Regions from separate parts of the Homo sapiens genome. Here region 2 is linked to region 1. A link is a loop called in an ENCODE intact Hi-C map of the cell type or tissue named here. Cell type or tissue: Panc1. All regions are shown on one strand. Each heading gives the region's core, and the rest is flanking DNA. Links, peaks and the distances in the headings are about the cores only.

The links. Peaks named below come from ENCODE experiments on the same cell type or tissue, not always from the same donor. Only the 100,000 strongest peaks of a DNase experiment are listed, where the experiment ranks them.
Region 2: a loop joins it to region 1, with 4 times the contacts of the local background. A loop is called at or near these places in 13 of 110 quality-filtered maps.

Annotation. Positions count from the first base shown.
Region 1 is chr21:41,609,105-41,612,014 of GRCh38, forward strand. No RefSeq gene overlaps it. Among named protein-coding and RNA genes, the nearest start is that of PCSEAT, 30 kb to the left of the region's middle. RefSeq lists an enhancer at 1,365-1,659. In Panc1, for the core only: CTCF peaks have their summits at 1,445 (motif pointing right) and 1,678; a DNase peak (open chromatin) is centred at 1,457; H3K27ac peaks cover 2,216 bases.
Region 2 is chr21:41,756,928-41,759,837 of GRCh38, forward strand. The region is part of intron 1 of RIPK4 (receptor interacting serine/threonine kinase 4); the gene reads right to left. Among named protein-coding and RNA genes, the nearest start is that of RIPK4, 8.7 kb to the right of the region's middle. In Panc1, for the core only: no CTCF peak of the experiment used is centred there; a DNase peak (open chromatin) is centred at 1,734; H3K4me3 peaks cover 938 bases; H3K27ac peaks cover 2,235 bases.

The sequences.
Region 1 (2,910 bases), core at 277-2,776:
GTATGTGAGACGTGGCTGGTCTGATGGAAATGTGCCTTCGGTGTGAGGTGCACACTGGCTTCTAAAGGCTTAGTGCAGAACAAAGGCCGTCAAATGTCTCATTAATAGTTTCTATATTGTTACATGTTGAGATCATGATATTTTGGATATATACGGTTAAATAAAATACATCATTCAAGTTAATTTTACTCGTTTCTTTTTACTTTTTTTTTTAGATGGAGTCTCACTCTGTCTCTCAGGCTGGAGTGCAGTGGTGCAATCTCAGCTCACTGCAACAACCTCTACCTCCCAGGTTCAAATGATTTTCCCACCTCTGCCTCCCAAGTAGCTGGTATTACAGGCGCGCACCACCACGCCCAGCTAATTTTTGTATTTTTAGGCAAGACTGGATTTCACCATGTTGGCCAGGCTGATCTCGAACTCCTGACCTCAAATGATCCACCGGCCTCGGCCTCCCAAAGTGCTGGGATTATAGGTGTGAGACACCGCACCTGGCCTCTTTTTACTTTTTTTAAAGGTGGCTCCTAGGAAGTGCAGCACTGCCGCCGTAGCTGCTGTCTGTGGCCCCAACATGTTTTTGTCAGGCAGTGCTGTTGCCTGGGTTCAGGTTTCCTAACAGGCTTGACAAGGTAGGAAGGAGGGGACTCACCTTGGCACCCTTCAAGGACCCCACACAGAAGAAAGATTTCACCTTGCCCGGCCTGGAAGACTTAAGGTGCACGTTCCCAAAGAGGCTTCTTCATGGTGTTCACATTTGGGTACCAGGCCTAGAATGGGGCCACTCTAAGAGAGGCAGTTAATTAATGTGTCTCCAGTTAAGATGGCCTGGAAGGGAGGGGGCAGGCAAGAAACAAAATTCCCATTCCTCTTCTCTCTCCACTCAGATACAGCATGTGAAACAGGTGTGGTCCATATCAGATGCAGTACACTGGGCAGGGTCTAACAGGATAAGAGTTTCACGCAGGACACGACAGCATTCATGGCCCACAAAAGCTTTGGGTTGACGACCGTTGGGGAACAAATCTCGTTAATCTTCCAGTCTCCTGCAACTGGTAGAAGCAGATCTGTGTGCTGCACTTGGTGGGCGGAAGGCTGTCGAGCCATTGAAGGAGAAGGACTGTCTTCAGGCTGTTGAGGCCCCTGTCTGGCCTCGTGCAGCATGGAGGGTGTAGTAACGGGTCCCCAAATGCCTGCCGATAGGAGGCAGTTTGTCAGGTGTTTCATATGCTAGAACAAGCTCTGCTTATTGCCTGTGCAATCGCACTTACTGCCCTAAAGACCTGGGAATAAGTTGAAGAGCCTCTTGCGATTGCAATCTAACCTTCTTTTATGGAGTAAGACATTTTCTTGAGCTGTTAAAGATTTAGGTGTACAGCCCTGTCCAGCCAACGCCGGCTGCTAGGAAGCAGGGCAGTGAGAGCAGAAAGGGGAGACATAGCACTTTCAGCCAGCAGGGGACAGTGTGGTACACGTCTACGTGTCCAGTCCCCTAGGTCCTCGGTCCCCTAGCAGATAGAAGGTCCAGACCAACCGCCACAGTTGTGTATTGAGAAAGTCTGGGGGGTGCTTGGGGAGTTTGATTGTTACTTTCTTAGAGGCGATTGTCAATGGTAGAAGGAACACAAGGACTTCAGGTGATTTAAATCCTCTGCTTTCTAAAAAGGATTGATTCCCTGTTTCATGGTCCAAATTACAGGAATGCGCTGAGAACTCCTCATGGGAGGATGTTAACAGTCTTGTGCAATATAAAGGGTCATTAGAAAGTAAAAAAGGAGGCCGGGCGCGGTGGCTCACGCCTTTAATCCCAGCACTTTGGGAGGCCGAGGCGGCTGGATCAGGAGGTCAGGAGTTCGAGACCAGTCTGGCCAACAAAGTAAACCTGGTCTCTATTAAACATACAAAAAAATTGGCTGAGTGTGCTGGTGTGCGCCTGTAATCCCAGCTACTTGGGAGGCTGAGGCTGAAGAATCACTTGAACCCGGGAGGGGGAGGTTGCGGTGAGCCGAGATCGCGCCATTGCACTGCAGCCTGGGCAACAAGAGCGAAACTCCGTCTCAAAAAGAAAAAAAGAAAGAAAAAGAAAAGAAAGTAAAAAAGGAGAGATAACAGGATGGGGGCAGTAAGCCAGGAGCAAAGAGAAAAAATGAGAATGGGGTTCATGAGTTAAGGAGGGAATTAAGGTGCATGCAATAAATTATAAATTATACAAAAGTAAGTTGTTGTAGGTGAGCCACCTCAAGAAGAAAGGTCTTAAGTGTAATTCCAGGTCGTGAGAGCTGGACAGTCCCTGTTAGCTTTGCCAGGATGGATGTCTGCTGGGACATCTCAGAAACTTCTCCGAGGCCTGTCTGTTTACTTTTGTTTATATTTGTCTAATTATCTTTGTTTAGTGAGTATTACAAAAGCATGACTTACAAGACAATGTCTTCCCTCCTCTCCCAGGGAATCCGCCCTTGCAGCGTTTGTGGGTAGCCAAGGCTCAGCTGACCACTGCAGACAGCCTCCACCTCCCATACAGAACATACTCCTGAGCAAACAGGTGCAACCACTGAAGCCCACACCACATCCAGAGAGTTGTTTAAAAAGAGAAGACTCAGAATTCTCACTCACCTTTTAGATGCCATTCTCTCAGATACAGCAGCTTCATCCCTTTCTTTCCTTCTGGGCTTCCCCTTCTGAACAGCCTCCTGTGCTGGTGTTGAAGCCCAAGGAGCGACCTCTCGAGGGTGCTCAATGGGTGTCCTTCTGCCTCAGGATTCCACTTGTGCCTTAAGTGTATACGACGGTGTGTTTTATTGCACTGTGTTTTATATCACCTTAATTTTTCAATCACATCTGGAGGCACTCTGCGTCCTGTGCAAAGGGGGTTGGGAGTCTCAGTGTAAGGCGGAAGGTGCAATGGCCACAGGC
Region 2 (2,910 bases), core at 245-2,744, 150 kb after region 1:
GTGCACACACATGGGGCACACTTCAATGTCACATCACGAATGCAGGGCTTTCCAGAGTCTCAGTCCTGAGGCTGCTGAAATGTACCTATGCATCACAGGGTTATCACAAGTGAGGAGGAGGGAAATTCTAATCGTTTTACAGGTAGCACTGATAACACATGTGGGGGGTCCACGTGTGTGAATAATTCCACAGGCAGCCATGAGCCAAGGCTTGGGGGTCTCAGAGACTGCAGGTGCAGGCCGATAATCCCTTCTCCTGGGAGGAGGGAAGAGAAGTTGACGTTCCACTCAAGGTTGTAACTAGGCAACTAGGCCGGGCACGGTGGCTCATGCCTGTAATCCCAGCACTTTGACAGGCCAAGGCGGATGGATCACCTGAGGTCAGGAGTTCGAGACCAGCCTGGCCAACATAGTGGAACCCCCGTCTCTACTAAAAATACAAAAATTAGCCGGGCATGGTGGCAGATGCTTATAATCCCAGCTACTCAGGAGGCTGAGGCAGGAAAATCACTTGAACCAGGGAGGCAGAGGTTGCAGTGAGCTGAAATCATGCCACTGCACTCCAGCCTGGGCAACAAAGTAAAACTCCATCTCAAAAAAAAAAAAAAAAAGTTGTAACTAGTTATGTTCAAGGAACCCAACTCACCTTCTCCGTTTAAGCCCAATACCTGAGTTGGCCCAGTTATTCCTGAATCCAACCTCACACTCAAACTAATGAAACAGCATAGGTCCAAAGCATGGGGTTGCCAACAGCCAAATCCAACCAGCCATTTTTTAAAATAAAAAATATAGGCCGGGTGTGATGGCTCATGCCTGTAATCCCAGCACTTTGGGAGGCCGAAACAGGCAGATCACAAGGTCAGGAGTTCGAGACCAGCCTGATCAACATGGTGAAACCCTGTCTCTACGAAAAATACAAAAATTAGCTGGGCGTGGTGGCGCCTGCCTGTAATCCCAGCTACTCAGGAGGCTGAAACAGGAGAATCACTTGAACCTGGGAGGCGGAGGTTACAGTGAGCCGAGATCGCGCCATTGCACTCCAGCCTGGGCGACACAGAGAGACTCCATAACAAAAAAAAAAAAAAAAAAAAAAAATATATATATATATATATATAGAGAGAGAGAGAGAGAGAGAGAGAGAGAGAGAGAAAATGTAGTCAAATAGACATAACATAGTATTTATTATTTTAGCCATTCACAGGTGTACAATTCCCTGACATTACCCACATTCACAATGTGGTACAACCATCACCACTATCTACACCCAAAACTTTTCCATCATCCTCAACAAAAATTCTGCACCCATTAACCAATAACTCCTTCCCTCATCCCCATCCTCAGTAACCTCTTTTCTACATTCTAGGCAAATTCATATAAGCATAAGCATATAAAATTTGCCCTTCTGTGTCTGGCTTATTTCATTAAGCATGTTTTCAGGGTCTATTCACACTGTAACATATATCAAAACTTCCTTTTCATGGCTGAATAATATTCTGCTGCACGAATGTACTGCGTTTTGTTCATCTGTTCGTGGGTGCAGGCCATTTCCACCTTTTGGCTCTCGTGGATAATGCTGCACATCTGCACACATTGGGGGACAAACGCCTGGAGTCGTGGCTTTCAATTCTTTTCGATACATACCTAGGAGCAGAATTGCTTGGTCACAGTCTATGTGTCACATTTTGAGAAACTGCCAAATGGTTGCCCACAGCGTGCCACCACCTTGTTTGTATAAATAAACTTTTACTGGAAGAAAGTCTCACTCATTCATTTAAACACTGGCTGTGGCTGCTTTTGCACTTCAAAGGGGAGAGGAGTCCTTGCAACAGAGGCCCTGCGGCCTGCAAAGCCTAAAATGTTGCCTCTCTAGGCCTTCGTGGAGAAAGCTGACCAACCTCTGGTCTAAGGTCACTTCCCTGGTGCAGCCTGTGTTTTCACAGACTAGAATCCCAGTGCAATGGTCTGTATTGGCATCATGGGTCAAAAGTCTCAGAATGCGTTCAGAGTAAGAGGCTGAATCCCACGGACGCACGCTGGCCATGCAGGATCGAGATCAGCAGCCCCAAACACAGACATGGTAGAAAGCACCCAGGAAGCTGGCTGGAATGCTGGTTCCCAGGCCTCACTCCTTGAGAATGCATTCCAGGTTGGGGCTGGAAAATCTGTTTTTTTGTTTGTTTTTCTTTTTTGAAACAGAGTCTCGCTCTGTTGCCCAGGCTGGAGTGCAGTGGCATGATCCTAGCTCACTGCAACCTCTACCTCCCAGGTTCAAGTGAGTCTCATGCCTCAGCCTCCAGGGTAGCTGGGATTACAGGTGTGCCACACTCAGCTAATTTTTTGTATTTTTAGTAAAGATGGGATTTTGCTGTTTGCCAGGGTGGTCTTGAACTCCTAGGCTCAAGTGATTTGCCTGCCTCAGCTCCCAAAGTGCTAGGATTACAGGCATGAGTCACCGTGCCCAGCCAATCTGCTTTCTAATAATATAATAAGCTCCCTAAAGGAAATGTTCAGAACCACACTAGGAGAGATCCGACCTCCTATAGCAGGAAACCCAGCAGCTCCATGTCCACACACAGGCCACGCAAGGCAGCTGGCTGGGGTGGCCTCCAGACAATTCCCCCAGAATCCAGCGTCCAGCCCAAGTCCCTGCCTATAACCCAGTGTCCGCTGCCACAGCAGGGGGCTCTTCTGGAGCTCGGACACAGGCCTGCTCCTCCCAGTGACAAACCCGGGAGCAGGTGCTGGGAAATCACTCAGTGGCTCCCATTTCCTCGCCTGCTGGTGAATCCAAAACAGTGCCAACAGAACGCATCCATTTCTTAATGATCTGACCGCCCCTGCGAGAGTTCAGCCCCTCCTAGGCTTCCCTTACCATAGTGAAAACACTTTCCCTGCAGGAAAGGCCAGCAG